3 separate regions of the Homo sapiens genome follow, and all the other regions are linked to region 2. A link is an interaction called in ENCODE POLR2A ChIA-PET data of the cell type or tissue named here. Cell type or tissue: OCI-LY7. All regions are shown on one strand. Links, peaks and the distances in the headings refer to the core of each region. The heading gives the core; the rest is flanking DNA.

Region 1 (10,591 bases), core at 775-8,774, 63 kb before region 2:
GTACTCCAGTTCATTCCTTTGCCTGTTCCGACAGGATGATTATACACACACACACACTCCAGCCTAGGTTTATGACTGCCTCACCTGGATGGTAAAGCTCCACTTGCAGGTAGAGTCCAATTCAAATGTTATTTGGGTCTCTGTCATCTCTGTTTTCTCATCCTCATTGAGTCTCTTTTGCTAATGCCATCCCTGGTGGGCCAGTGCCCTCAGTGTGAGTATTTCTTCTGGCTTCCTAGCCTTTTATTTCCTTCAAGAGTAAGGTGAGATTGAGCATGGCAGAAGCAGCCTGGACACAGACCAGACCCTGCTGTGCTGGAGACACTACAGACACCAACCTTCTAGCAGCTGCTGCCCTGGAAGGCTCCCCAGAGGCTTGATTATTTGAGGACAATGGATGAACTTTCACATTTTGTTCTAGAATCATGACCTATTATGTGTAGGGTACTGTTGTGCAAATATCACTAGATGGCATTTTCTTGGCTGACATTTTCACTCATTGAAATGTAAAAGAATTTGCACTGATTGGCCTGTTTGTTGTTCTGTATGTAAAAATGGCCTTCACGCCTTTTTTAAGTGTGAGGCACTCCCTTTTAAAAAATATTTTAGCAGAAAGCTAAAACAAAACATCTGACAGTGGAGGTGCACTCTTTGAAATAATTGTCTCCCATCTCCCGCCTCATCCACTCAGCTCCTTTTCCTTCCCATCGTGCCCCTGAGAGACTCAGAAGACCCCTGCTAAGGCTTAAGGGAGTATAGCCTCACAACTGCAGGGTGAGGCACTGCAGTCCACTGGTGATGTGGAAGAAGCAAGATCAGGGGATGATACCCTGTTTATAAAAGTCAGCACATGCATGATGATCCTTATCTCTGCATAGAGTTTTCTGTAATTCTTGCTTTGCATATTTTCTAATTTTCCAAATGGAAACATACATTTCTTATGTGGCTTTAAAAAATGTGAGCAAAATATACATGCATATGATAAAAGAGAGGATAACATAATATAGAAAAATAGCTTGCAGGGTTATTGGATTGTGGATGATTTGTCTCTTCATTTCCTAAAATGTCCTCAATAGTAACAGCAAAGAGACTTTGGGAAACAGAGGCACATGGATGAACTTTAATATTTTATTGAATAGTGACCCAGCCAAAGAGAATCCTACTCTACTATTATTAGGTAAGGCTTAATAGAAAGATATAATTAGGCCAGGTGTGGTGGCTCACGCCTGTAATCCTAGCACTTTGGGAGGTCAAGGCAGGTGGATCACTTGAGGTCAGGAGTTCGAGACCAGCCTGGGCATCATGGCGAAACCCCACCTCTACCAAAAATACAAAAATTAGCTGGGTGTGGTGGTGCAGGTCTGTGGTCCCAGCTACTCGGGAGGCTGAGGCAGGAGAATTGCTTGAACTTGGAAGGCAGAGGTTGCAGTGAGCCGAGATCGTGCCACTGCAGTCCAGTCTAGGTGACAGAGCAAGCCTTTGTCTAGGAAAAAAAGAAATAATTAATGTTGGACTTATAAAAATTTGCTAAAATTATAATAACTGATAGTAACCTGTAGTAACTTTTGATTTAGTAATAAAGTTTCTCTCAGGCACATCTTTTCCTTCTACCTTCCAGGGTGCACATGGGTGATCCAGCCACTCTCACATGGAAGCATACCTCCTGGACCTGCCCCAAGTGATGTGTCGACTGGCCCCAAATCAACACCTCCAACTCAAGTTTCCACGTGGGATTTGGGCTTCATATTTGATGTCTATGCCAAGGCTGCCCTGGACAGCTCCCTAGCCTAGTTTCAGCAACTCCGGGGGAAGTGGTACCTCTCTGTGGACTCTCCCAGATTTAAAGTAACTGTCTCTTCAACATAGCCCTTATTTTACATCTCAAATGGACCCTTCAGATTTGGTGAGATCTGTCCAGCTGTTTCACATGACATGGTGACAGAAATGTAGTTTTTAGTTTTATTTTTTAGAAATGTAGCTTTGGCCCGGCACGGTGGCTCACACCTGTAATCCCAGCACTTTGGGAGGCCGAGGCAGGTGGATCACCTGAGGTCAGGAGTCCAAAACCAGCCCGAACAAGATGTTGAAACCCCATCTCTACTAAAGATACAAAAATTAGCCGGGCCTGGTGGTGCATGCCTGTAATCACAGCTACTTGGGAGGCTGAGGCAGGAGAATCACTTGAGCCCGGGAGGCAGAGGTTGCAGTGAGCTGAGATTGCGCCACTGCACTCCAGCCTGGGTGACAGAGTGAGGCTGTCTCAAAAAAAAAAAAAAAAAATGTAGTTTTTATTTACAGAGAATTACATTCTTTATTCACAGAACAGTGGTTACAAATTATATTAGTGACACCAAATTGGGAAGGAGCTAGCAGCAATCGGGATTTTATGGAATGATCAAGGATGCAGGCTGTGGAATCAAATCACAGTTTCCAACCCTGACTTCATTGACACCAACCACCTAGGAGATCGGGAACAAACTCAGTCTCCTCATCTTGGTGGGTACTTACTGCAGGGCCTCGGTGTGTGATAGTGAGGGTTAGCTGAGAGGCACATAAAGAACTTAGGGCGGTGCCTGTTTGCACTAGGGGCGGGTACAGCCAGCTGGTCTCTGAGGGTGCCTGTGAGCCCTGCAGCAGTCCTGTTGCTGAGGCCCCATATTGGCTACTCTGTGACTAAGCCAGTGTATTCGTTTCCTATTGCTGCCATCACAAATTACCTCAAACCTCAAATGGCTGAAAACAACCGAGCTTTACACCGTACAGCTCTGAAGTCAGAACTCCAAAACGGGTCAGCTGGGTTGATTCCTCCCAAGGCTCCGGGGAGAATCTGCTTCCTGGCCTTTTCCAGCTCCTAGAGGCCGCCTGTGTTCCATGGCTTGTGGCTCCGCATCACCCTGACCTCTGCCTCTGTCCTCACGTCTCCTCTGGCTGTGGCCCTCCTCCCTCTCTCATGAGGACCTGTGATCACACTGAGCCCACCCAGATGATCTATAAGAATGATTTGTGATCCTAATGTCTAAAAATGGAGTGGCTTGTGTTATGTGTGTAAACCAAAAATAAAATTCTAAGCCCTCAGTCCTCTATATGGACCCGTCCTCTCGGTAAAGGCCCAAAGCTAACTTGCAAACTAGTTCAGGCCATGATGGGAAGGGGAGCCGGACATGCCTCATTATGCAGTCTTCCGTTTTGGAATTACTGATAGAGCAGACTCTTTAAGTCTGATAAGAAACATTTACGGTTTATTATGTCTCACACCTGCTACCTGGAGGCTTCACCTGCATGATAAAAGCTTGGTGTCCACAACCCCTTATCATCATCCAGACATTCCTTTCTATTGATTCAGAAAACCTCTGGGTTTGCCTATGACCTGGAAGCCCCTGCTTCCAGTTGTCCTGCCTTTCCAAACCAAAGTACATCTTACACGTATTGATTGATGTCTCATGTCTCCCTAAAATGTATAAAACCAAGCTGTGTCCTGACCTTGGGCACCTGTTCTCAGGACCTCCTGAGGCCGTGTCATCGGCATGCCCTTAACCTTGGCAAAATAAACCTCTAAATTGATCCAGACTTGCCTCAGATACTTTTTGGTTTTCAAGTGGCATGAAGCCCACAGTGAAGTTGTTTACTCCTTAAAGTGGTAAGCGTATGTGTACTAGACTGAGCCTGAGCTCATAGTAAAGTTGTTTTTCTTTAAGGCGATAAACATATGTATAAGAGATGAGATTACATTTGCTGTGGCATGTACCACTTGAGACCCAAAAGGAACCGATAGAAAATGGAGCCAAAAGGTGGCTGAGATGATGATGACGGACACACCTGGGGAAAACCATAAAACCAGCAAGGAACTGACACTGTCAGAGGCACCTTGAGAATTCCTGCCTGTAGGAGACATCACACTCTGGGGACTGTTGTGGGGTGGGGGGAGGGGGGAGGGATAGCATTAGGAGATATACTTAATGTTAAATGACGAGTTACTGGGTGCAGCACACCAACATGGCACATGTATACATATGTAACTAACCTGCATGTTGTGCACATGTACCCTAAAACTTATAATAGAAAAAAAAAAGTGCCTCCTCCCGGTGAGACGGGCTGCCCAGAGGCTCTGTGTGAGAGGAGTGTCTGCTGTGCTGGCCTCCTCAGCCACAGCCTGGGTTTGCCATTCCGCTCATTACTGCCTTTAGTAATTGTATCATGTCATTCCCATCACTCACAGGAAAAGAAACAATGAAAAAAATAATTGTATTGTGAATGTTTGCTCGATTGATTGGGTATGTGTGAGTCTCTGGCAATAAACCATATTTAAGCATTGCAAATTGGCTACCGGGTCATTGGGAAACCTGGCTTTGATCTGAGCACACAGGCCAGAAGAACCTGATTACAATAACATTTAAAATGAACATAATACCAGATAACCAGCACGTCTCCCATCTCAAGATTCTTAACTAGAGGGACCACATCGGCAAAATCTCTTTTGCCATGTAAGACAGTCACTGGTTTTGGGGATTAGGAGGTAAGACATCTTTGGCAAGGGGCATTATTCTGCTGGCTACACCCCAGTGTTCACTGACTGGGGACTGACGACTAGGTGGCCATAGAGGGCTTGGTTGATGTGCTTCTGATCCAGACCTTCCCTGGTGGATGAATTCAGGTGCAGATGGCACTTTTTTTTTTTTTTTTTTTTTTTTTTTGGAGACAGTCTCACTCTTTCACCCAGGCTGGAGTGCAGTGGTGCAATCTCGGCTCACTGCAACCTGCACCTCCTGGATTCAAGTGATTCTCCTGCCTTAGCGTCCTGAGTAGCTGGGATTACAGGTGTGTGCCACCACGCCTGGCTAATTTTTTGTATTTTTAGTAGAGACAGGATTTCACCATGTTGGCCAGGCTGGTCTCGAACTCCTGACCTCAAGTGATCCACCCGCCTCAGCCTCCCAAAGTGCTGGGATTACAGACGTGAGCCACTGCGCCCTGCCCAGATGGCACTTTTGCCAGCAGTTTATTAAGGAGGAGGGTGATGAGAGCAACTCATGAAATATGTTTTTCTTGCCCCTGAGCATCTCCTCTGCCATGGCCATGGTGCTCATAGGGACAGGTGGAAATGTACCTATCACATGGGGAGAATGATGGCATGTTTTTCTCCTGTGCTTCCACAGAGGGGCCTTTTCATACCTTCACATCAGCCGGTAAAAGCTGGGGTGGCCTGTAGGTGGCAGGAAGGACCTCATGATAGCACATGGCAGAAATGGATAGAAAGGTGAACTGTGCAGGATGGGGAATCTCCTGTAGTGTTTGTGGGAGAAATCAAGTGATGAAGTTATTTTCTCTAGACAAAAGCATCCATAAATCACAGCAAAATTGCATCTTTGATAAGGTAAAGCTACAATTCTATTCCACAAAAAGACAATTTCAATTTTTTGTTTTAAACTTTTGCTAAATGTGTTTAAAATAGAATTGCAGCTGTAAATGAACCTTCCATAAAATGGGTTATTTTTAGTGGATGATAATGAATACGTGAAAAAAGAAAAAAACACAAATGAGAATGTATATCTTCTGGAGCTTAGAGGGCAAATATATTCTGACTGCCCCAAAATGGATGATGGGAACCATATGTACAAATGAGGTAGTGGGCACTGCTTTAGGGAAGCAGTCCTTAACCTTTCTGAGTCTCAGGTTTCTTTGATGATCTGGGGAAGTGTCTCGGCGTGTTACCACCTGTGCAATGTTGTGCAAGTCACATTAGTGGTGTCTGGCTGACCTCTCGAACTGCATCCACAGACCTCAGCTGAAGATCCCCCTGCAGCTGTTTCTTCCAGCTTCTGGTGGAAGGGCCGGTGATAGAGGAACAACCTTAATTTTCACTGTGGCTTGACATTTAAATCACAGTGTTACCTGGAGAACTTCTGTAAAATTACTGGTGAAACATTTTCAGTTTTATGTCTGCTCTTTCTTGTGTTCCCTGGGGCCAGGTTAGATTTAAACCTGAAGACTCATTTTTTTTTTTTTTCTGTTCTGTTTTCCTCCTGTTATCAAGGCTTCCTAGCATGAATAAATCTGCCAGACCCATGGTTCTCACCTAGGGGGCAACTGTGCCCCGGCCTGGAGGACATTTGGCAATGTCTGGAGACATTTTTGGTTATCATCATTGAGGGGTAGGTGTGCCTGGCATGGAGGGGGTGGAGGCCAGGGATGCTGCTGAATGTCCTGCACTGCACAGGACAGCACCCAGTGCAAAGAATGATCTGGCTTCACACATCAGCAATACGTCAGTTGAGAAACCCTGCGCTAGACAATTAAAGCATTTCGTTATAGGACCCTACCTAATTTTTTGTGTAGAGATTCATTTGGAGGTCCCTCTTTAGGGGAAGTAAGAGGGCAATGTTCGAAGTTGGCATTGCTGTTTAATATTACCAGGCACTTTGTTTAAACAAAGATAACGACGTTCACCAAGACTTCCAGTCACTTCCCATTGAAGTGAATATATCTTAGAATCGCTGACAGACTTTGGAGAAAAAAACACGTTTTAGTAAGTAGTACTCAGAATCAATGAAAAGGAAAATAAAAGAGGAACTACAGAAGAGTAGAGAATACACACAATTCTGCTGCCATCACATGTACTTAGAATTGCACTTGTGTAATTATAATTTTTATTTATTATTTTTTTTTTGAGACAGAATCTCAGTCTGTTGCCCAGGCTGGAGTGCAGTGGTGCGATCTTGGCTCACTGCAACCTCCATTTCCTGGGTTCAAGCCATTCTCCTGCCTCAGCCTCCTGAGTAGCTGGGATTACAGGCGCATGCCACCACGCCTGGCTAATTTTTGTATTTTTAGTAGACATGGGGTTTCACCATATTGGCCAGGCTGGTCTTGAACTCCTGACCTCAAGTGATCCACCTGCCTTGGCCTCCCAAAGTGTTAGGATTACAGGTGTGAGCCACTGGGCCTGGTCTAATTTTAATCTTTAATATTGCTTCTAAATTACATCTCCCTTGTTTATTTTTTGATAACCCTCTTCTGATGTCAATTTCAATATGTCCATTCTCCTGCGCCCAAATCTGCGTCTCCTCCTTAAACCCCGTCTTCCAGCATGCAGCACAAGGCTCAGCCATCAGGGCCTCCTCCCCCATCTCACCTCTGGGTGCTGGACTGGTTTCCTCTCAAGGCCTCTTACATTCGCCCCCTTTCTGAGTCATCCCTGCTACTGCCTGGCTTCACAATCCCCCTTTAGCTTCTACACTACCATCTTAACTGCCTTTTAAGCACTCTCTCCAAGCACAGCCTGAAACCTCCCTCTGTCTCATAAACCCCCATTACTGACAGAATAGTTTTTGTAAATAAAAAATCTGTTCATTAAACTGAGGCTTTAAATGTGAGTAGCTTTTATTTACTTAAACGTGTACTCACAGTCCAGAAAAACCCTTCCATAATGCAATACATGAGGCTCAAACAAATTCTACCAGGTTGAAGGGGTGGGTCGCCCCTCCACACCTGTGGGTGTTTCTCGTTAGGTGGAACGAGAGACTTGGAAAAGAAAAAGACACGGAGACAAAGTATAGAGAAAGAAATAAGGGCACCCAGGGGACCAGCATTCAGCATATGGAGGATCCCGCCGGCTTCTGAGTTCCCTTTGTATTTATTGATCATTCCTGGGTGTTTCTGAGAGAGGAGGATGTGTCAGGGTCACAAGACAATAGTGGGGAGAGGGTCAGCAGACAAACACGTGAACAAAGGTCTTTGCATCATAGACAAGGTAAAGAATCAAGTGCTGTGCTTTAGATACGCATCCACATAAACATCTCAATGCTTTACAAAGCAGTATTGCTGCCCGCATGTCCCACCTCCAGCCCTAAGGTAGTTTTTCCCTATCTCAGTAGACGGAACGTACAATCGGGTTTTATACCGAGACATTCCATTGCCCAGGGACGGGCAGGAGACAGATGCTTTCCTCTTGTCTCAACTGCAAGAGGCATTCCTTCCTCTTTTACTAATCCTCCTCAGCACAGACCCTTTACGGGTGTCGGGCTGGGGGACGGTCAGGTCTTTCCCTTCCCATGAAGCCATATTTCAGACTATCCCATGGGGAGAAACCTTGGATAATACCTGGCTTTCCTAGGCAGAGGTCCCTGCGGCCTTCCGCAGTGTTTGTGTCCCTGGATACTTGAGATGAGGGAGTGGTGATGACTCTTAAGGAGCATGCTGCCTTCAAGCATCTGTTTAACAAAGCACATCCTGCACAGCCCTTAATCCATTTAACCCTGAGTCTGACACAGCACATGTTTCAGAGAGCACGGGGTTGGGGGTAAGGTCATAGATCAACAACATCTCAAGGCAGAAGAATTTTTCTTAGTACAGCACAGAATGGAGTCTCCTATGTCTACTTCTTTCTACACAGACACAGTAACAATCTGATCTCTCTTGCTTTTCACCACACCAGGTAGCATGCAGGATGATGTTATCTGAGATCAGTGAGCTGCTGACTGGCTGGATTCCAAGGGTTCTTCTGTAAGATTCAAATACATCCCAGTCATCACTGCTGCCGGGGACTCTCCTGTGGAGGTTGCCTGCTCTCGGCTTATATCCCACTGGGGCAGATTCTGGGCCCTTTGGGTGGATAAGCACCAGCGATCCCAGGAATCATTTTTGAACATTGGCCTGATCTTTGACTATTATAATTGGAGAATACTGGGGACACAGGGGGCCACCTGCCACCTTTCTCGTTGCCTAGCCCCTTCTCCTCTCTACATCCTCTTCTGTAGAACCAAGATTATTTGAGAACAAGAAGATGGGCAGAGGATGGGAGGCTAGTGCCAAGCCCATTATAGCTGAAACCAGGTGATCATGGAAGGGAGTCAGCTCTGGGCTTCAAAGGTTTGCATACAGGCCTTTTCGATTTGACCTCAACATACGTTTCAAGGCTCATCTCCTGCTGCTGTGTTCTTCTTATCCCCCTCCCGACATACGTACTCGAGCACACACACACACACACACACAACCTCGACACACGTACTCGAGCGCACACACACACACAACCTCGACACACGTACTCGAGCACACACACACACAACCTTGACACACGTACTCGAGCACACACACACACCTCGACACACGTACTCGAGCACACACACACAACCTCGACACGTACTTGAGCACACACACACCTCGACACACGTACTCGAGCACACACACACAACCTCGACACACGTACTCGAGCACACACACACAACCTCGACACGTACTCGAGCACACACACACACAACCTCGACACACGTACTCGAGCACACACCTCGACACACGTACTCGAGCACACACACAACCTCGACACACGTACTCGAGCACACACACACAACCTCGACACACGTACTCGAGCACACACACACAACCTCGACACACGTACTCGAGCACACACACAACCTCGACACACGTACTCAAGCGCACACACACAACCTCGACACACGTACTCGAGCACACACACACACAACCTCAACACACGTACTCGAGCACACACAACATCGACACACGTACTCGAGCACACACACAACCTCGACACACGTACTCGAGCACACACACACAACCTGGACACACATACTCGAGCACACACACACACACACACAACCTCGACACACATACTCGAGCGCACACACACACACAACCTGGACACACATACTTGAGCGCGCGCACACACACACACAACTTTGACACACATACTCGAGCACACACACACACACAACCTGGACACACATACTCGAGCACACACACACAACCTCGACACACGTACTCGAGCACACACACAACCTTGACACACGTACTCGAGCACACACAACCTTGACACACGTACTCGAGCACACACACACACAACCTCGACACACGTACTCGAGCACACACACACACACACACACACAACCTCGACACACATACTCGAGCGCGCACACACACACACACACAACCTCCAGACCCTTCCAAGTCCATCTTCAGGGACCTTCCTTGGTCCCTGTTCTCTCAAGCCACCTGGATGATGCAGATCTGAAATGCCGTTTCCCTGTTTGCCCACTTGCAGATCTCTATTTCTTGATCATCTAATCCCAGTATGAAGCCTTTCAATCATTCAACAAATACGCTTCAGCAAATACAGTTGTCTCTTGGTATCTGATTGATTCCAGGATCCTAGCGAACATTGAGCTCTGCGGATCCTCAAGTCCCTAATATAACATGGCGTAGTGTTTGCATATAACCTATGCAAATGTAACCTGTGTAACATCCTCCCATACGCTTGAAATCATCTCTAGATTATGTATAATACCTAATACAATGTAAATGCTGTACAAATAGCCGTTATACTGTATTGTTTTAAATTTTGTATTATTTTTTGATTTTTTAAAAAATTTTTCCATCTGCAGTTGGTTGAATCTGTGGATGTGGAACCTGAGGTACCGGTGGCCAAATGTACAGTGTGCTAATATAAAAATTAGTAAAGGAGGGTTAGGCTGTCCTGAGGCTCGCAGTCCGGTGTGGGAGACAGAAGATTTAGTGGAAAGTCCCTGTGGAGCTTAAGTGTTGGGCTGGGCCATTCTAGGGGTGTTCAGGGCACCTTGGAAGT
Region 2 (10,591 bases), core at 1,570-9,569:
ATGACTTCCTGTCCTCTGCTCTGTGGATAAAGACCCCAGATAAAGATGCCTGTGTTGCTCAACTCTTGTAAATACTCTTGAGACATTTTGAAAGCAGAAGGAAAGGAGACAGACGGGGAAAATAAAAGGGATGGTCTGCTTGTGCGGAAACGTTTTGAGAATGCCCTTCCCTAAGAGAGAACAGTAAAAGTGAGCAATACTTCCTGAGCTGTGGGTTCATATGGCTGGACTGTGCTGTTTCTCACGGGAGAAGTTCTCGTCTCCCCTGCGTGTACATCCCTGTTTGCCAGCCTGGCCTTCGGTGTGGTGATATCATGGTGCACTCCCAGGAGGGAAGTGCTTGGTCAAGACTTCTGCTTGGGTTCGACTATCAGTTCTGGTTTCCTTTAAGGCACAGGATCTTCCCTTTAAGGCACAAACACCCCCTTGACACAAAGTAAGGGACAAGGGAACTTTAAACCATTTGGAAACCCAAGCACAATAGGCTGTAGGTTGTAAAAAGAAATTACAAAGGTAATTTTATCCAGAAGAGGGAGCAGTTTAACTTCTGCAGGGTAAGATTCAGATTCACTTTTGTAACTGAACAGGGAATTTTCTAAATATTTTGAAAATGCCGAAACATTTCCTGTTGGCATTTCACAGAAACGTTCAAAGTTCCCTAATGATAGTTTCCGCTGTGCTCACTCCGGAGGCTGCTAAGCAACCTCAGTAATTAGCTCGATTGAGGAAACGAAACTGTGGGGGACTCAGTTTCCATGATAGGGAAACCAGGCAAGAAATATTGTCTCCTCAAGTTGCGACGAGACAGTAGTTCTTGCCTGGTTTCTCTATCATGGAGTCTTGGTTGGACTCTGCTATGCGTCTCTTGATGAAATGTGATACTAGCAATTGAACAATTAAGAAAATGGATGGCGGGGGGTGGAGCGGTTTGTCACTACTGGAGTTGCAGAGGCTCAGTGGGGGAACCTGAGAAACACTGCGTCCCCCAGGTCATCACCGCGTCAGCACTGATGAGTCATGTTGATGGCATGGACCCTGAATATGACACAATGAGATGTCACTTTACCTCTGTGGCCTTTCCCAGAAAAAACCATAACCCCAGTCTAACCATGAGAAAAATATAAGACAATGGTGCAGGCAGGGCATTTCAGGAGAGGGTCAGGTAAAGGGGAGGGGGTCCCAGGAGAGGGTCAGGGGAGGGGACTTCAGGAGAGGGACAGGGAGAGGGGAGGGGGCTCCAGGAGAGGGTCAGGGAAAGGGGAGGGGGTCCCAGGAGAGGGTCAGGGAAAGGGGAGGGGGGTCCCAGGTGAGGGTCAGGGGAGGGGACTTCAGGAGAGGGACAGGGAGAGGGGAGGGGGCTCCAGGAGAGGGTCAGGGAAAGGGGAGGGGACTTCAGGTGAGGGTCAGGGAAAGGCGAGGGGGTCCCAGGACAGGGTCAGGGGAGGGGACTTCAGGAGAGGGACAGGGAGGGGGGAGGGGGGCTCCAGGAGAGGGTCAGGGATAGGGGAGGGGGGTCCCAGGAGAGGATCAGGGGAAGGGGTGGGGCTTCAGGAGAGGGTCTGAGAACACACAGGCAGGCAACACCTTAAAATCCCATCTCAGTCAGCAATGACTCCTCATAGGGCCACCACGAGCTTAAATGTCACTTAAATGTCCCTATTTGCCAGCCTGGACTTCGGTGTGGTGATATCATGGTGCATTCCCAGGAGGGAAGTGCTTGGTCAAGACTTCTGCTTGGGTTCGACTGTCGGTTCTGGTTTCACATGCACTGTGTGAACACGCTTCATACAGAGGGTCAGCACCGCACTGTGTGAACATGCTTCATGCAGAGAGCCTGTACTGCACCAGGTGAACACACTTCATACAGAGAGTCAGCACCGCACCGTGTGAACATGCTTCATACAGAGAGTCAGCACCGCACTGTGTGAACACGCTTCATACAGAGAGTCAGCACCGCACCGTGTGAACACACTTCATACAGAGAGTCAGTACTGCACCGTGTGAACATGCTTCATACAGAAGATCAGCACCTCACTGTGTGAACACACTTCATACAGAAGGTCAGCAATGCACCGTGTGAACACACTTCATACAGAGAGTCAGCACTGCACTGTGTGAACATGCTTCATACAGAAGATCAGCACCTCACTGCGTGAACATGTGTTATACAGAGAGTCAGCACCGCACCGCGTGAACATCCTTCATACAGGTCAGCACTGCACCATGTGAACACACTTCAAACAGAGAGTCAGTACTGCACCATGTGAACATGCTTCATACAGAAGATCAGCACCTCACTCTGTGAACATGTGTCATACAGAAGGTCAGCACTGCACTGTGTGAACACGCTTCATACAGAAGGTCAGCACCGCATTGTGTGAACATGTGTCATACAGAGAGTCAGCACCGCACCGTGTGAACACGCTTCATACAGAGGGTCAGCACCGCATTGTGTGAACATGCTTCATACATGAGGTCAGCACCTCATTGTGTGAACACACTTCATACAGAGTCAGCACTGCACTACGTGAACATGCTTCATACAGAGGGTCAGCACCTCACTGTGTGAACATGTGTCATACAGAGAGTCAGCACTGCACCGTGTGAACATGCTTCATACAGAGGGTCGGGTCAGCACCGCACTGTGTGAACATGCTTCATGCAGAGAGTCTGTCCTGCACCAGGTGAACACGCTTCATACAGAGAGTCAGCACCGCACCGTGTGAACACGCTTCATACAGAGGGTCAGCACCGCACTGTGTGAACACACTTCACACAGAGGGTCTGTACCACATTCCGTCAACATGTGTCAGCACCATACCATGTGAACACGCTTGGTACAGTGATATACATGCATGTGGCAGAGCTGTGAAATTATGACCTGCTGCAGACAGACTTTGTACACTGTGCTATCAGCCAACTGGGCAAATGTGGACAAGAGTCCCTGCATGTCTCTATTCACCAGGTGTCTGTCAAATGAAATGGGCTGAACTGGATAATGGCAGGTCTGACCCATGATTACTGCCTGTAAGAGCTGAGTTATCCCAGAGTGTAGGCGTGGGATATTAAAATATATATATATGCAAATATATTTGGGCTGGGTTTGGTGGGTCATGCCTGTAATCCAGCACTTTGGGAGGCTCAGGCAGGCGGATAACCTGAGGCCAGGAATTCAAGACCAGCCTGGCCAACATGGTGAAACCCCGTCTCTACAAAAAAATACAAAAAATTGGCCAGGCACGGTGGCTCACGCCTATAATCCCAACACTTTGGGAGGCCGAGGTGGGCAGATCACCTGAGGTCAGGAGTTTGAGACCAGGCTGGCCAACATATAGTGAAACCCCAACTCTACTAAAAAAATACAAAAATTAACTGGGAGTGGTGGCAAACGTCTGTGGTCCCAGCTACTTGGGAAGCTGAGGCAGGAGAATCGCTCAAACCCGGGAGGTGGAGGTTGCAGTGAGCCGAGATACCGCCACTCCACTCCAGCCTGGGTGACAGATCAAGACTCCATCTCTCAAAAAAACAAGAACAAAAACAAAAAACAACAACTTAGCCGGACGTGGTGGTGGGTGCCTGTAATCTCAGCTACTCAGGAGGCTGAGGCACAAGAATCCCTTGAACCTGGGAGGTGGAGGTTGCAGTGAGCAGAGATCTCACCATTGCACTCCAGCCTGGGCAACAAGAGCGAAACTCCATCTCAAAAAATAAATAAATAAATAAATAATAAATAAAAATAAAAATATATTTGGTCTTAGTCCTTGGTTCCTGGCACAGAGCTTCAAAAATTCCTGGAATTTCCTGAGTGATAAGGATGTCTGTTTATTTGTAAAGCGCTCCTTCTGACCATGCCTGAGCTTATGCCAGTGAGGTGCCTCAAAGTGGGCCTTTAGAGAGCTTCAAGAGAGGGGCTGGCCATGCCAGAGAGATCAAGTCCATATTTAAAGGGCTAGAACGTTCAGCCCCACCCGACCTCTGCAGAGGGGAGAGGGATTGGGCACTGAGTTCATTCCTGCTTACATGGCTAACTTTTATTTGTCCCTCTCTCTCTCTCTTTTAAAATGAGTATAGGGACCTGAAACAGTGGCTGACACATGCCTGTAATCCTAGTGCTTTGGAAGGCCGAAGTGGGAGGATCACGTGAGCACAGGAATTTGAGACCAGCTGGGGCAACATAGCAAGACACTGTCTCTACAAAAAAAAAAAAAAAAAAAAAAAATTAACCAGGCACAGTGGCATGTACACCTGTAGTCTCAGCTACTCAGGAGGCTGAGGCAGAAGGATCACTTGAGCCCAGGAGGTCCAGGCTATAGTGAGCTATGATGGCACCACTGCATTCCAGCCTGGGTGACAGAAAAAGACTCTGTCTCTAGAAAGAAAAAAAAAGAGGACTTAAATTTTTACATTTTAGCTATAACTTACTGAAACTCTAAGTAGCCTTGAAATTCATAATATCATAAACAGGCTGGGCGCGGTGGCTCATACCTCTAATCCCAGCACTTTGGGAGGCCGAGGTGGGTGGATCATCTGAGGTCCGGAGTTCGAGACCAGCCTGGGCAACATGGCGAAACCCTGTCTCTACTAAAAAATACAAAAAATTATCCCAGCTACTTGGGAGGCTGAGGCAGGAGAATTGCTAGAACCTGGGAGACGGAGGTTGCAGTGAGCTGAGATCACGCCACTGCATTCCAGCCTGGGCAACAGAGCAAGACTTGGTCTCAAAAAAGTAAAATAAAAATTAAAAACTATTAAAAAACATATACTGAGGAGAGAGTACTTAAGGAAATGAAATGAGTTACATATTCTGCTCTGCTTTTCCTGTAAAGGAAATGTCAGAAGAGTCGGGGAAAGGGTCCCAAAGGCTGTCCCCTGGCAGATCCCCAGGTCAACACTTGGGGTGGGAGCTGAGAACCCTGGTGTGGAGCTCAGGTCTGAGCCATCCCCTACAATGCAGCTGTTACACAGAGTCCTACATCAAGGCTCCCAGGTGCATATACATATATATATATTTTTTTTTTTAATTAATTAATTAATTAATTTTTTTGAGACAGAGCCTTACTCTATTGCCCAGGCTGGAGTGCAGGGGCATGATCTCAGCTCACTGCAACCTCTGCCTCCTGGGTTCAAGCGATTCTCCTGCTCCCGAGTAGCTGGGATTATAGGCGTGCACCACCACGTCCGGCTAACTTTTTGTATTTTTAGTAGAGACGGGGTGGGGGCGGTCTCACCATGTTGGCCAACCTGGTCTCGAACTGCTGACCTCAGATGATCCACCTGCCTCGGCCTCCCAAAGTGCTGGGATTACAGGCGTGAGCCACTGCGCCTGGCCCCAGGTGTTTTAAAAAGCAGATGCCTCTGCCACTGCTTTGTCCCTTGAACCTGTCCAGAGTGCTGGGCTGTTGCGGGTTCCTTACAAAAATGTAGCCCAACTTGCTGAATTCATAGACAATTTAGAATTAAGAACAACATTTAGAACTTTGATGTTAACTCATGCATTCTTTGGTCCAAAGTAGAAATTTCCTCTTCACTATCCCTGAGTAGATTATCAAGTTGGCTTCGGTGACAAAAACGAGCATCGCGTTTCCATGGAGGGCTTCCCGTCTGTGTATGAGAAAGTTCTGGACATCACACTGCTTCCGACACATCCACATTAGTCCCCAGAGCCATGCAGAAGCAGCCTGCTGTCCATGACACAGTGCTCCATGCGACGGCACCTACACTTGTGGAAGGTTGACTAGGTGTTCCTCACCCAGGTGTGTTGGAACAAGCATTCTGGTCTGTCTCTCATCCAGTCTTACTGGTTGGTAAGTGTCTGTCGCGAATTGTGCTGTGCGTCGCTAGTGGGTGGGGCTAGAGGTTGTGGCTCCTGGGACGTGCTCTCATTTGCATTCAGCTTCCTGTTGCCATACCTGAAACACACTTAGGCAGCCTGAGCTCCAACAACCAGTTACTGCACGTGTACTACAGGGGAGGCAAATGCTCTTAACCACCTTCTGGACTGTATCTCGATTGATCCTAACCTTTATAGACATTTCATTTAATCTACCCAAAAACCTTAGGAGATTGCCATTTCTATCTCCAATCATAGATGATGCGGCTGGGTCTGTGACGATATGAGAAATTCACCTCAAGGACCCACCCAGTAAGAGGCTGCACTGGGATTCAGACCCAGGTCCTCTTGCCACAAAAGCTTCCTTCCAATTTCCGTATTGTATTGTCCAGATCTACCTGATGGTTTTCTCTCATTTCGGAGTCTTATCCTCTGAATGAAGAAAATCCAACTCCTTCCGAAATTCTGCCACAGAATATCACCCTCATCTCCCTCTGACTATGGGTGGCACCCACATCTGAAAGCCATCTCTAAACAGGTCAGGCCAGAGTGTGGGGCATGGCCCCTACCCCCTTACTGGATGTGGCTGCTTATGCTTCTACCAGTGCTAAAACCTTCCTCGCCATATTGGTGAATATTGACTTTGTGGTCAGTTAAAATTTCAGATTTTTCTTCATGTGAAGTGCTACTAAAATAGGCCTCCCACTTCTGGCATTGGCAGAATTGATTTTTTTTAAATCTAAATTTAAAGCATCTATATCGTCATTATTACGTTTCTTCATACTGGTCTGGGATGACATTTCACCTAGTGGAGTTCTTTCAAATCTTGATTCTGTCATCCACGGCAATAGGCTTGTGCTATTCGAAAATTTCTTCTTTGTGGCCCTCTATGCTTCCATCAAAGTTGTTTGTGAGAGGGTGAGACAGGACCACACACAGGCAGAGCCCTGTGGCATACCTTGAGAGACCTCCCTCCCAAGTGAGCCACAGTTTTAGGTCATTTCTTTTTTTCTTTTTTTTTGAGACAGAGTCTCACTCTGTTGCCCAGGCTGGAGTGCAGTGGCGCAGTCTCAGCTCTCTACAAACTCCACCTCCCGGGTTCCAGCGATTCTCCTGCCTCAGCCTCCCAACTAGCTGGGATTACAAGCATATGCCACCACGCCCAGGTAATTTTTGTATTTTTAGTAGAGACAGGGTTTTACCATGTTGGCCAGCCTGGTCTCGAACTCCTGACCTCAGATGAACCACCCGCCTCGCCATCCCAAAGTGCTGGGATTACAGGCATGAGCCACCGCACCTGGCAATTTTAGGTCATTTTTATAGCCAGCTAACAATCCTTTTTTTTTTTTTTTTGAGACGGAGTTTCATTCTTGTTGCCTAGGCTGGAGTGCAGTGGCGCGATCTTGGCTCACCGCAACCTCCGCCTCCCGGGTTCAAGCGACTCTCGAGCCTCAGCCTCCTGAGTAGCTGGGATTACAGGTGCACACCACCACGCCTGGCTAATTTTGTATTTTTAGTAGAGACGGGGTTTCTCCATGTTGGCCAGGCTGGTCTCGAACTCCTGACCTCAGGTGATCCACCCGCCTCAGCCTCCCAAAGTGTTGGGATTATAGGCGTGGGCCACCGTGCCCGGCCAATCCTTTATTACAATATAAGCTTACTCTTGTTTATCTTGTCCTCAGAGTAATAATCGGAGGCTTCGGTGAACGCCTCATTCTTCGTTCTGAATTCCCAGGCAAACTTTTTTGCACCATGATTATGCCATGCAGATCGTTTCTGTCATGTACTTTGCTTCCTGTATCTTGCTGTTTATACTGGGACCTGAATTCCTCTTGTTGGGGCTCCATTTTCATTCAAATTATAGTTATTCTATCCATGCAGTTTAGAGAGCTTTTTATTCTCCTTATCATTCATCAAGAAACTGAACTGAGCAATGTTGTATCATCTGTCCACATGGCTTGGTTTGTTCTGAGCTATAATCTTCATTCACTTATTCAGCAAAATTTCCTAAACAACTACTATATGCCAGGTGTTTTAGATACTGGGGACGCAGCAGTGAACAACTGGGTCAAAGCCTTATTCTCCTGATGTTATGTTCTATTGAAGGAGATAGGCAACCAGTTTCTGATGGTGACTGAGGCTACAAAGCAAACAGAAAGTAACTCGGGATGAGAACAGAAGCCAGGGAAGGTCTCAGGGAAGAGGTGGCATTGAGCCGAGACCAGAATTAGAAGAAGGGGTGAGTCATCTAGAAAGAGGCAATATCAGGGACAAAGACCTGAAAGAAAATGAGCCTTCTAAGGTGAGACACTGAAAGGAAGCTGGTGAAATGAGGGGGAAAGAAGGATGCGAGGTCAGAGGAACTCCCCAGTGGACTGCTTACATGGATATTTGCAAGAGAAAATTAAATTATAGACATTCTAGGTACCCCAGTGAGGAGGACCAAGCTGGACTGAAAAGGAGAAATTACGTGATGTCCTGGCATTTATGTCTCAGCGGAAGCCAGTGATTTGTATTTTATAAATGATGGAATTCTGCCCTCTGGAGGATGAAGCTGTGTTACACAGCTGAAATTTTAATGCTAGGTTTCTTCCATTATTTGGCAGAAAATGAAAGGACTAAAAGAAACCCTGGCCAGGCGCGGTGGCTTGCTTGTAATCCCAGCACTTTGGGAGGCTGAGGCGGGCAGATTGCTTGAGGTCAGGAGTTCGAGACCAGCTTGGCCAACATCGTGAAACCCTGTCTCTACTAAAAATACAAAAAATTAGCTGGGCATGGTGATGCACACCTGTAGTCCTAACTACTCAGGAGGCTGAGGCAGGAGAATCGCTTGAACCTGGGAGGCGGAGGTTGCAGTGAGCAGAGTCAAGATCGTGCCACTGCACTCCAGTCTGGGTAACACAAAAAGACTCCGTCTCAAAAAGAAAAAAAAAAAGAAAAGAAAAGAAAAAAGAAGAAACCCTGAGAGATTATTTTATCTGTTTCTCTCATTTCAATCACGTAAGCTGCCTAAGATAGGAAAATGTAAATGATTTTAGACTTTCCTGGAAGCGTCTTGTTATCTGCAACCACTGTCCAGGGGCCAAAATTATTCACTGTCATGAAATTAGTCTCACCCAAAATTCTCAGACTATTATAAGAAAACATTATCTGTAAAATGATTTTGTGTTATTTTTCTAGTTGTGTTTATAAGTTACAAATTAGTTTTTTGGTGTTTTTTGTTTTTTATTTTTGAGACAGGTTCTCACTTTGTCACTCAGGTTGGAGTGCAGTGGCGCGATCATAGCTCACTGCAGCCTCATGCAACTCCTGGGTTCAAGTGATCCTCTCACCTCAACCTCCCAAGTAGCTGGGACCACAGGTGTGTACCACCACACCCAGCTAATTTTTAAAGTTTTTTAGAGATAGGGTCTCCCTATGTTGCCCAGGCTCAAAAAATTATTTATTAAAAACAAATGTAATAATTATTTTCATATTTCTCCTTTGCTATACTAAATACAGGCTATGGCACACAAAAATTGCTTTTTTTGAGTTTAAAATATTTCCAGTTGCTGAACTGCTAGTGGATTACTATACATTTTATCTTTTGAGGATAAAATAAAATATATTACCTAAAATAAATCACCTAAAATAAATTACCTAAAAGAAAATATATTATTTTATTTTACCTAAATAAAATAATAAAATAAAATAAAATATATTAGTACCTAAAATAAAATATATTACCCAGCGAGCACAACATGGAAATAATTTACCCACAAGAATTATATTTAACATATTTACAAAACGCTATTGTGAGACTTTTAATTTCACCATGCTGCAAGTTTATTAAAAGTGTCACAATTCACTTAATAGCAGTTTCTTAAACTGAACAAGAAAACAAGCTAATTCAAAATGACTTGAAGAGTGAAGAAAAAAATTCTCAAGATGCTTCTGAGAGTTCTGGGTGATCAGTAGCAGCTCGTTTGAAGAGCCAGAAAAAGTCTAAGTTCTACTTTCAGGAGCTGGAGGCAGGAGGAATAATTCAGGAATAATTCAAGGTGGAGGAGAATAAGGAAAAACGCTTAGGAGACTGACACTTCTCCATATTATTGTTGGATGAGATGGGCTAGGAAGACTCGGGGGCAGTAATGTGGCCGTGTCCACACATTTCTCCTAGACAAGAGGGATAAGAACAAGGCCGGCTTCTCAAGAAGAGCCCCTGTCTTAGTCTTTTCCTGCTGCTTTATCAAAACATCTTGTAAACACTAGACACCTATTTCTTACAGTTCTGGAGGCTGGGAAGTCCAAGGCTGGGAAGTTCGAGATCTGCAGGTGCAGACTCAGTGTCTGATGAGGGCATTTTCTTGCGGTGTTCTCATTTGGTGGGAAAGGCAGAAGGGACAAATGCTGTGTCCTCACCTGACAGAACAGATGTTTTATGGGCTGAATGTGTCTCCCCAAAATTCATATGTTGAAACTTTATCACCAATGTGATAGTATTAAGAGGTAGAGCCTTAAGAAGTGCTTAAGTCATGAGGGCAGAACCGTCATGGGTGGGATTTGGGCCCTTGAGGGAGTGCGTTCATCCCTTTCCATCCCTCCCACCGCCACGTGAAGATACAGTATATTTCCCCCTTGGATGCAGCAACAAGGTGCCATTTTGGAAGCAGAGAGCAGCCCACACCAGGCACCAAATATGTGGATGCCTTATTCTTGGACTTCCCAGCCTCCAGAACTGTGAGCAATACATTTCTGTTTTTAATAAATTGCCCAATCACA
Region 3 (10,591 bases), core at 1,705-9,704, 210 kb before region 2:
TAGCTGGGCGTGGTGGTGCATGCCTGTAGACCCAGCTACTCAGGAGGCTGAGGCGGGAGAATTGCTTGAACCCAGAAGGCGGAGGTTGCAGTGAGCCAAGATTGCTCCAGCCTGGGTGACAGAGCCAGACTCCGTCTCAAAAAACAATAAAAAATAAAAAACTCCACGTTCCATTCGTGGAGCTTGCATTCTAATGGGGAAGACAAAAAGTTATTGCCCATCACTGTCCTCTAGACATCATGTGACCTTGGGAGGTTGGAAATGCGTTGTTTTTGCTTCATTTTGTGTTCAGTGTTTTAACTCAGAAACATCTATTTGGGAGCTTTACTCATTACTCCCAGCAAAAGCCATGAGTGTAGACTGTGCATGAGATGAAGGAACTGGTCCTTGCAGAACACCAGAATGGAAAAGGCAAGAAACAGCCCAAGGTGAGGAAAGAAAACCAGCGAGAACAAAGAGCTGGTACTATCTCTGAAGCCCGTGGAGGCCAAAGTGTGAATATGAGGGGGTAGGTCTCTTGGCCACAGGCCTGAAACCAAATGAACCCCCACCCCCAGGCTGCAGTTCCCAGTGCACTTGGAAATGAGACCCTGACTCCTCCAGGTGAGCCTGGGAGACCTCCCTGACTCCTTTCCATCTCCCCCTCCTCCCCCACACCCATCTCCAAGGCCTGCCCTCTACGCCCACATTTCTTCCCACTTTGGATCCTGTGCCTGGTCTAATGCCCAGGCCCCCTCCCGAGCCTCTGGTCTCCCTAGAGCCACTCCCCACTGTCGGGACACCTCATCTGTGCTCCCCAAAACGCCACGCAAAGCACTGGAGAGCCTTGGACAATGAACACAACCCGCACCCCCAGCCACCCCCGCCACAGCCGCACGGCACCTCAGAAAGCCGTGTCTTTTTTTTTTTTTTTTTTTTTTTTTTTGAGACGGAGTCTGGCTCTGTCGCCCAGGCTGGAGTGCTGGAGTGCAGTGGCGCGATCTCAGCTCACTGCAAGCTCCGCCTCCCGGGTTCACGCCATTCTCCTGCCTCAGCCTCCCGAGTAGCTGGGACTACAGGCGCCCGCCACCACGCCCGGCTATTTTTTTGTATTCTTTTTTTTCTTTTTTTTAGTAGAGACGGGGTTTCACAGTGTTAGCCAGGATGGTCTCCATCTCCTGACCTCGTGATCCGCCCGCCTCGGCCTCCCAGAGTGCTGGGATTACAGGCGTGAGCCACCGCACCCGACCAGAAAGCGGTGTCTTAATCCTCTTGTCCTTCCTCCTAAATCTCCTGGGGCCCTTAGGATCCGCTTAAAGCCACCTCGTTAAAACGGTTTCTTCTCCACCTGCCCCTCCCTTGATCCAGCCTCACTGAGGTCACAGCCTCCACCTCTGGCCATCCTGAACCCCTCCCAAAGTCACCTCTTCGCAAACTCCTGGTCCCCCTTAGAAGGCCCCACGTCCATCACGGGATTAATTCCACTCACCCTCAAACACCGCGGCCCGGAGGCTCTGATTCCCACCCTAGAGGAGGTTCTCTTGACCCCGCCGGCGCGACCCTCCCCAGCACGACCCTTCCTCCCGAAAGTGATTCCTCATCTTGCTGGCGGGTCCCACAGACCGCAGGCTCTGCAGGCGAGCGCTGAGCCTGGCTCTGCAGATTCTCAGTCCCTGGAGGAGTGCTCCGGGGAAGGAAGGGCCCCATCCGTTTCGCTGAGTTACTGAAAGAATTAGAATGGGTAAGAGTGCTCGGATTTAGAACTGGAGACTAGTGACTTTGAAAGACAGAAGAAGAACCAGGACAGACGTCATCCTGCGGATCCCAGAGCAGAGAGGAGCAGTGAGAACACAGGGCCGGCAGGTGGGGAGGAGGCTGCAGGGGAGGGCTTCGGCCAGGGAAGGGCAGCGAGGAGGCGCCGGGGAGGGCGGCGTCCGCGCTGGCTGGGAGCTGCGGAGGCGGAAACCGGCTGCGCGCTGCAGGGGACCCCCCACAGACCGTTGCTGACCCCGCCGAGACACCACCGCCTCCCCGGGGCTCTTGGCTGAGCGACCTCTCCTGTCTTCAGGTCCCATCTTTCGGTGGCAGCCGGTGGACCTGAAGCTCGCCACTCCCGTGCTCCACCCCGGCCGTGCGCGGGGACGTCCTCACCTGCCACCTAGTCTCCGTGTCGCGCTCCGAGCCTGGACGCCGACTCCCGAGGCGCAGGACCGGGCCCTGCTGCTGCGCTCGCCGCGGACTCCCACTCGGCCCCGGCGGGCACCGCCTTTTATATAGTAGCTTGTGACGCCACGGAGCTTTTCCCACACTTGACGAGCAGTCTAACTGGGGCTCCGCCTGCCGGGACTAGCCGGGGAGGCGCGCGCGTTCGCGCGGCGGCGGAGGGCAGGGCTAGGCGCAGAGGCAGATCCGTCTACCCCCAGTCCGCCCCGCCCAGGGCGATGTCCGCCAATGCTCCCGCCAGCCTGAGGCCGGCCAGGTTCCCAAGGCGCGCGCTCGGCCTCACCCACCCCCGGCGCCAGGGCCTCTTCAGGACCGGGTTCAGAACCTGACAGCCCAGAGAAGTAGGTTGGGAGCCTGCGGCGTCCAGGGCCTCCGCGCGAAGAAACAAGGCGTCTGCGGGAAAGGAGACGGAGCCTGGAACCCTGGGCTTTTCTACTTAAGGAAGCGAAGGTCGGGTGACAGCCAAGCTCCCTGTTCCAGTGGGAAGGCCCCATGGGTCTGTGTTCCACGCCTCTTGTCATGAATATGGGGGATTCACTTAGAACCAAAGCATTTGTTCCAGGTCCCACCACTAACTAGTACTAGTCCTGGGCCCAGAACCAGGCGTCCTCACTCCTAGTACCCAAGCCCTTCTCTAGCCACAGGTGTTTGGGCTGCGGTGTGGTGTAAGCAGCCCCATTTTCCCGCAAAGTGATGGGAAGAGACACTGAGTCACACGGGCTCAGGACACTCCTTGTGTCCTCTATCAGGGGATCCAGAGGCAGGGACTCGGGGGAGTTGATGCAGCAGTTCGTGATGTCATCAGATATCCCCCCACCCCCTTCCATCTCAGGCTGGACTCAATTGGAAGCATTTCATGTTGGCACGGTGACGTCCAGAGGAAGGGAACAGACAAATGGCTCTCTCTGGAGCACGGAGCGTCGCCCAGAAGCCGTGCCCTCCTGTTTCAAATTGACCAGAATTAGAGCTTTCTCCTGAGGGCCTGAATTAGGGAGAAGCAAGCCAGGTGCCTAAGGCACAAAATTTCAGGAGGGCCACACGCATAGGTGCCAACCCTGCATTTGCGCGGCCCTGAGAATCAGAGCCTCCTTCAATTTGACACCCTAGGTGCCTAGCTTGTTCTTATTAAGGTTGGGTACGGTGGCTCACGCCTGTAATCCCAGCATTTTGGGAGGCCGAGGCAGGCAGATCACGAGGTCAGGAGCTCCAGACTAGCCTGGCCAACATGGTGAAACCTCGTCTCTACTAAAAATACAAAAATTAGCCCGGCGTGGTGGTGCACGCCTGTAGACCCGGCTACTCAGGAGGCTGAGGCAGGAGAATCGCTTGAACCTGGAGGCGAAAGTTGCCATGAGCCGAGATTGCACCACTGCACTCCATCCTGAGCGACAGGCGAGACTCCGTCTCAAAAAATAAAAATAAAAATAAAAATAAATAAATAAATAAATAATATATAAATAAAATAACACCTTTAGTAAAATACAATTCACATACCATAATGTTCATCCTTTTAAAGCATGCAATTCAGTAGTTCTTAGTATATTGATGAAGCTGTGCAACTATCACCACTATCTAACTCCAGAAGATTTTCATCACCCTAAAAGGAACTGTGATACCCATTAGCAATTATTCTCCATTTCCTCCTTCCCACAATCCCTGGCAACCACAGATTTATTTTCTGTCTCTGGATTTTCCTATTTCGGGGATTTCATGCAAAATGAACCATACAATATGTGGTCTTTCGTGGCTGCTTCTTTTACTTAGCATAATGTTTTAAAGGTTCATTCATGATGGTTCAAGGTAGCATTTGTCAGGCTTCATTTCTTTTTATGGCTGAATAATATAATAATATGTATACATATATCTATTTTGTTTACCCTTTCAATTGACAGACATTTGGGTTTTTTCCATCTTTGGCTATTATGAATAATGCTGCTATCAACATTCATGTATAAATATATTTATGAATAATGCTGCTATCAACATTCATGTATAAATATATGTATAGAGGTATGTTTTCTTGAGCTTATCATGGATATATACCAGTGGGTAGAATTGGTGAGTCATATGGTATAACTCTATATTTAACTTTTTGAAGAACTGCCAAACTTGTTTTTGCAAAGCTACTGTGCAATTTTACATTCCTGCCAGCAATATACAGGCATACCTCAGAGATATTGTGGGGTAGGTTCCAAACCACCACAATAAAGCGAATACCACAATAATGCAAATCACGCAACGCTTTAGCAGCCCTATGCATATAATAGTTATATACTATACTGCAGTGTATTAAGTGCACGTTATGTCTCAAAAATGTAGATACCTTAATCATAACACATGTTATCACTAAAAAAAATGATGATAGTCATCTGAGCCTTCAGTGAGTCATAATCTTTTTGCTGGTGGAGTGGCCCGCCTCAATGTTAATGAACCTGACTGATCAAGGTGGTGGTTGCTGAAGGCTGGAGTGGCTGTGGCAATTTCTTTTTTTTTTTTTTGAGACAGAGTCTCGCTCTGTCGCCCAGGCCTGAGTGCAGTGGCGCTATCTCAGCTCACTGCAAGCTCCGCCTCCCGGATTCACGCCATTCTCCTGCCTCAGCCTCCCCAGTAGCTGGGACTACAGGCGCCCACCACTGCGCCCAGCTAATTTTTTGTATTTTTAGTAGAGATGGGGTTTCACCGTGTTAGCCAGGATGGTCTCGATCTCCTGACCTCGTGATCCACCCACCTCGGCCTCCCAAAGTGCTGGGATTACAGGCGTGAGCCACCGTGCCTGGCCGGCAATTTTTTAAAATCAGTTGGCTTCATCAATTGATTCTTCCTTTTATGAAAGATTTCTCTGTAGCATGTAACGCCATTTGATAGCATTTTATGCACAGTAGAACTTATTTCAAATTGGTGTCAATCTTCTCAAACCCTGCCACTGCTTTATCAACTTACTTTGTTATATCCTAAATCTTTTGGTTTTTGTTTGTTTGTTTTGAGACAGAGTCTCGTTCTGTCAGCCAGGCTGGAGTGCAGTGGCACAATCTCAGTTCACCGCAACCTCCGTCTCCCAGGCTCAAGCAATTCTCCTGCCTCAGCTTCCCGAGTAGCTGGGATTACAGGCATGTGCTACCACACCTGGCTAATTTTTGTATTTTTAGTAGAGACAGGGTTTCACCATGTTGGCCAGGCTGGTCTCGAACTCCTGACCTCAGGTTATCCACCGGCCTCGGCCTCCCAAAGTGCTGGGATTACAGGTGTGAGCCACCACACCCGGCCTGTTGTCATTTCAACAGTGGTTACAGCATCTTCCCCAGAGGCAGATTCCATCTCCAGAAACCACTTCCTTTGCTCATCCATAAGAAGTGACTCCTCATCTGTGAAAGTTTTATCATGAGGTTGCAGCAATTCTGTGACATCTTCAGGTTCCATTTCTAATTCTAGTTCTGTTCTATTTCCACCATATCTGCAGCTACTTCCTTCCCTAAAGTCTTCCATGAGCGTTGGAATTAATTTCTTCCAAACTCCTGTTAATGTTGACATTTTGACCTCCTTCCACGCATCACAAATGTTCTTAATGGCATCAAGAGTGGTGAGAACCTTTCTAGCAATTTATCAATTTATTTTGCCCAGATCCACCAGAGGAATCACTATATCTGGCAGCTAATAGCCTTTTAAAAATTATTTTGTGTTTATTATTATCATTATCATTATTATTATTATTATTATTATTATTATTATTATTATTATTTTGAGATGGAGTCACACTCTTGTCACCCAGGCAGGAGTGCAGTGGTGCGATCTCGGCTCACTGCAACGTCCGCCTCCCGGGTTCAAGCGATTCTCGTTACTCAGCCTCCCAAGTAGCTGGGATGACAGGCGCCCGCAACCACGCCCAGCTGATATTTGTATTTTTAGTAGAGACGGGGTTTCCCCATGTTGGCCAGGCTGGTCTCGAACTCCCTACCTTGGTTAATCCACCCGCCTTGGCCTCCCAAAGTGCTGGAATTACAGGCGTGAGCCACCACGCCCGGCCGGAAGTGTATTTTTTAAATAATAAGACTTGAAAGTTGAATTTACTCCTTGATCCATGGGCTGTAGAATGGACGTTGTGTTAGCAGGCATGAAAACAGCATTCATCTCCTTGTACGTCTCCGTCAGAGCTCTTGGGTAATCAGGTGCATTGTCAATGAGCAGTAATATTTTGAAAGGAATCTTTTTTTCTGAACAGTGAGTCTCAACAGTGGACTTAAAATACTCAGTAACCTATGCTGTAAAGAGACATGCTGTCACCCAGGCTTGGTGGTTCCACTGAGAGCACAGGCAGAGTAGGTTTAGCATAATTCTTAAAGCCCTAAGATTTTCAGTATGGTAAATGAGCATTGGTCTCAACTTAAAGTCACCAACTGCATTAGCCCCTAACAACAGAGTCAGCCTATCCTTTGAAGCTTTGAAGCCAGGCATTGACTTTTCCTCTCTAGCTATGGAAGTCCTAGGTGGCATCTTCTTCCAATAGAAGGCTGTTTTATCTACATTGAAAATCTGTTTAGTGTAGCCACCTTCATCAATGATCTTAGCTAGATCTTCTGGATAACTTGGTGCAGCTTCTCCATCAGCACTTCCTGCTTCACATTGCACTTTTATGTTACAGAGATGCCTTCTTCCCTTAAACCTCATGAACCAAGAACCAACCTCTGCTAGCTTCCAACTTTTCTTCTGCAATTTCCTCACTTCTCTCATCCTGCATAGGATTGAAGAGAGTTGGGGCCTTGCTCTGGATTCGGCTTTGGCTGAAGGGAGTTCTGTGGCTGGTTTGATCTATACAGACCACTTAAATTTTCCCCATGTCAGCAATAAGGCTGTTTTACTTATCATTCATGTGTTCACTAAAGCAGCACTTTTAATTTCCTTCAATAACTTTTTCTTTCATTCACAACTTGGCAGCTTGTTTGGTGCAAGAGGTCTTGCTTATGGCTTATCTTGGCTTTTGACATGTCTTCCTAACTTTAATCGTCTTTCACTTTTGATTTAAAGTGACAGGCATGCAACTCTTCCTTTTATTTGAAGATTTAAAGGTCATTATAGGGTTGGTTCTTCACTACCCTAATTTAAATATTGTTGTGTTGTCTCAAAGAATTTGGGAGAGGGAGAGAGATGGGAAATGACTGCTCACTGGAGCAGTCAGAACACACACAACATTTATCCATTAAGTTTGTCAACGTATATGGGTTTAGTTTGTGGCACCCCAAAACAATTATAGTAGTAACATCCCGGATCACTGTAACAGATGTAATAATAATGACAATGTCTGAAATATTGTGAGAATTACCAAAACGTAACACAGAGACAAGAAATGAGCACATGCTGTTGGAAAAATGGTCCCAAAATCCTGCTTGACACAGTTGCCACAGACCTTCAATATGTGAAAAACACAATATCTTTGAATTGCGCTAAAGCAAAATGCAATGAAATGAGGGATGTCTGTATAAGACAAAGAGAAAATCATAAAAGCAGCAAGACATGTACAAGGGATCCTCAATAAACTCATATGTCTATGGCCAAGGGTGCCAAGCAGTATTCAATTCAGGGAAGAATAGTCTTCAACAGATGATATGGAAGGACTGTATTTCCACATGCAAGAGTAAAGTTAGACCCTGCTTCACACCGTATTAAAAAAACCCTCACAAGCAATGAACTAAATATAAAAACTAAAATCATAAAATTCTTAGGAGAAAACATAGAAGCAAATCTTCATAATTTTGGGTTTGGTAATAGGCTCTTAGATATGATAGCAAAATCTCTTGCAAAACAACAATGAAAAAACAAAAAGAAACAAAATCCACTGGGAGTAATCTTCATTAAAATCTGAAATTTTGTGTATCAAAGGATATTATCAAGAAAGACAACCTACAGAGTGAAGGAACATTTTTGCAAATCATATAGCTGATAAATTCAGAATATAAAGAACTTCTACAACTCAACAATGAATAGGCAAACAATCCAATTAAAGTATAAGCAAAGGACTTGGATAGACATTTCTCCAAGGAAGGTATACAAATGGCCAGTAAATGCATGAAAAGACGATTCAAGTCATTAGTCATTAGGGAAATGCAAATCAAAAACCCAATGAAATACCACATCACATCTGCTAGGATGGCTATAATTTAGGGGAAAAAAAGCAACATAATAAATGCTGGTGAAAATATGGAGAAATTGGAACCCTCATACATTGTTGGTGGGAATGTAAAATTGCACAGACACTGCGAAATACATTTTGGCTATTCCTCAAAAAGCTAAACATAGGATGACGATAGAATTGTTATAACAATTCCATTCCTCGGTAGATACCCACAGTATTAAGCGCAGGGAGTCACACAGATACATATATGCCAAGAATCATTGGTGCATTATTCACAAATCTCAAACGACCCGTGCATTTTTAATATTCGGCCACAAAGAAGTGAAATTCTGACTCATATTACAACATTGATGAAACTTGCCAACAAGGTTTTCAAGGGAAATAAGCTGACTGTAAAGGCCCATTTTGTAGGATTCCACTTATACGAAGTACATGGGACAGACAAATCATAGAGACAGAAAGTAGATTAGAGGCTACCGGTAATGAAAGGAGGGGGGAATGGGAAGTTATTTTACAATGAGTACCGTGTTTTTATTTGTTCTGTTGAAAAATGTTTTGGAAATAAATAGCAGGAAAGGTTGCACAACATAGTCGATGTAATTAATGCTTCTGAACTGTCCACTTAAAAATGGATAAAACAGCATATCTTATGTTGTACATATTTGACTACACAAAAACAAAGTTTAAAAGTACAAAAAACTCTGTTATTAAGAGTCAGTTTCCCAAAGGGATGGAGATGCTGGTAACAGAAGGGAAAGAAATCTCATCAAATAAAAAAAAGCAATGTCCTCTTCAGGAGGTGGCTCAGCTAGTTTAGCTTTACCTTAGCACCATGATGGTTCATTTTATTCAGAAATAGAAACATGGGGCGTTGGGGAGAAGAGGAGATGTGTACCTGCCTCACCTGCCTCCCTGCCCAGAATGCCGACTCCGACTCTTGCTTTCCACTAAGGCTGGGGATTAAATGAAAATTGAGAATCTGGAAACCCCCAGAGATGATGTTTGTCGTTGGAGCTGATTTTATCTCGTCTTAGTAGCGTGACCTCCTCTTCAAACTCAGGATGCAATTATGGTCAATCTCATCAGTGTGCAGTAATTGCTCAGCCCCAATACCAGATTAGCAGGAAGTTCTGTTATTTTCCTTTTGAGGACGGGCTCCTACTGAACTGTCCTAGAATCTACCACCATTCAACTCACACCACTCAAAAGACCCAGGGAACGGCCAGGCGCGGTGGCTCCCGCCTGTAATCCCAGCACTTTGGGAGGCCGAGGCGGGCGGCTTCGAGGATCAGGAGGATCACGAGGCGGATCACGAGGTCAGGAGATCGAGACCATCCTGGCTAACACGGTGAAACTCCGTCTCTACTAAAAAAAAAAAAAAAAAATTTAGCCCGGCGTGGTGGCGGGCGCCTGTAGTCCCAGCTACTCGGGAGGCTGAGGCAGGAGAATGGCGTGAACCCGGGAGGCGGAGCTTGCAGTGAGCCGAGATCGCGCCACTGCACTCCAGCCTGGGCCAGAGCGAGACTCTGTCTCAAAAACAAAAACAAAAACAAAAACAACAAAAAAAGACCCAGGGAACTAGGCCAGTCCAGCTCCCAACCCCAAGCAGGGAGCAACTTGCTCAGTCCACGTTGTGATAGCTCCTCGCTGCCACAAGGTGGTGATGTTGCATCACACACGCGCATGATGGGCGCGCAGGCGCCAATGCTCCCAGGACCTGCTGTTCCATTCCTAAATGAAAGTTGTTCCCAGGATCTGGACTCACAAGACAAGGCAGCCTGTTCCCTGCTGGGGAGCTCAGGGGCAAGAGGGCATCTCGGAGGGAGGGCACATTCTCACCTCTGAAGACAAGGAGAACATCATCAGCACATAGACCAATCCCAGCAGTGCACCTTAGGATGGGGGCCACTGTGAGTTACAGCAAAATGAACGAATGAATGAACCAATAAATGTCTGAGAGGGAAAGTCCCAACGACCCTCAGGAGGTGCAATCAAGAGTTGCAGTTATTTTCGTTAGGAACGTTCTAAACCACAGGGGAAACCTTCCTTCCTTCTGCTCTATCGTTGGAGTGGGACATCAGTGTTTCTGGTCTCTATTTCCGGGACACCAGAAATCAAGGTATAGAGTTTGGAGAGGGGTCTTGGGGAGGTCACAGTGGCAGGTGACTGCCAAATGAGGGGGCAGAAGCCAGCAAACACTAGAAAAAAAGACAATCGGCCTAAACTGTTCACCAGCACCGCCCTCCCAACCCCCAACTGGCTCTG

What was found. ChIA-PET counts read pairs that join two places held together with the same protein. Peaks named below come from ENCODE experiments on the same cell type or tissue, not always from the same donor. Only the 100,000 strongest peaks of a DNase experiment are listed, where the experiment ranks them.
Region 1: POLR2A ChIA-PET joins it to region 2 with 19 read pairs; 21 of 35 experiments call an interaction of 5 or more read pairs at or near these places.
Region 3: POLR2A ChIA-PET joins it to region 2 with 11 read pairs; 16 of 35 experiments call an interaction of 5 or more read pairs at or near these places.

What each region holds. Positions count from the first base shown.
Region 1 is chr6:2,906,499-2,917,089 of GRCh38, reverse strand. No RefSeq gene overlaps it. Among named protein-coding and RNA genes, the nearest start is that of SERPINB9, 8.5 kb to the right of the region's middle. RefSeq lists enhancers at 166-708, 7,660-8,493, 8,494-9,327 and a silencer at 8,341-8,635. In OCI-LY7, for the core only: CTCF peaks have their summits at 5,200 (motif pointing right) and 6,132; DNase peaks (open chromatin) are centred at 5,199 and 5,709; H3K4me3 peaks cover 1,343 bases; H3K27ac peaks cover 3,649 bases.
Region 2 is chr6:2,844,273-2,854,863 of GRCh38, reverse strand. MIR4645 (microRNA 4645) reads left to right here and starts at 757; the gene lies at 757-833. It also overlaps the pseudogene SERPINB9P1. RefSeq lists enhancers at 297-1,037, 2,333-2,522, 5,735-6,029 and a silencer at 5,714-5,956. In OCI-LY7, for the core only: CTCF peaks have their summits at 8,151 and 8,367 (motif pointing left); DNase peaks (open chromatin) are centred at 4,923, 5,343, 5,863, 8,363 and 2 weaker places; H3K4me3 peaks cover 4,304 bases; H3K27ac peaks cover 6,435 bases.
Region 3 is chr6:3,055,599-3,066,189 of GRCh38, reverse strand. It overlaps LOC124901242 (a long non-coding RNA gene), which reads right to left. Exons shown (of 2, transcript XR_007059409.1): 1 at 10,166-10,591; 2 at 8,833-9,691. It also overlaps a transcript of RIPK1 not described here. Among named protein-coding and RNA genes, the nearest start is that of RIPK1, 7.6 kb to the left of the region's middle. RefSeq lists silencers at 1,881-1,990, 2,181-2,470, 2,501-2,550. In OCI-LY7, for the core only: no CTCF peak of the experiment used is centred there; a DNase peak (open chromatin) is centred at 2,309; H3K4me3 peaks cover 965 bases.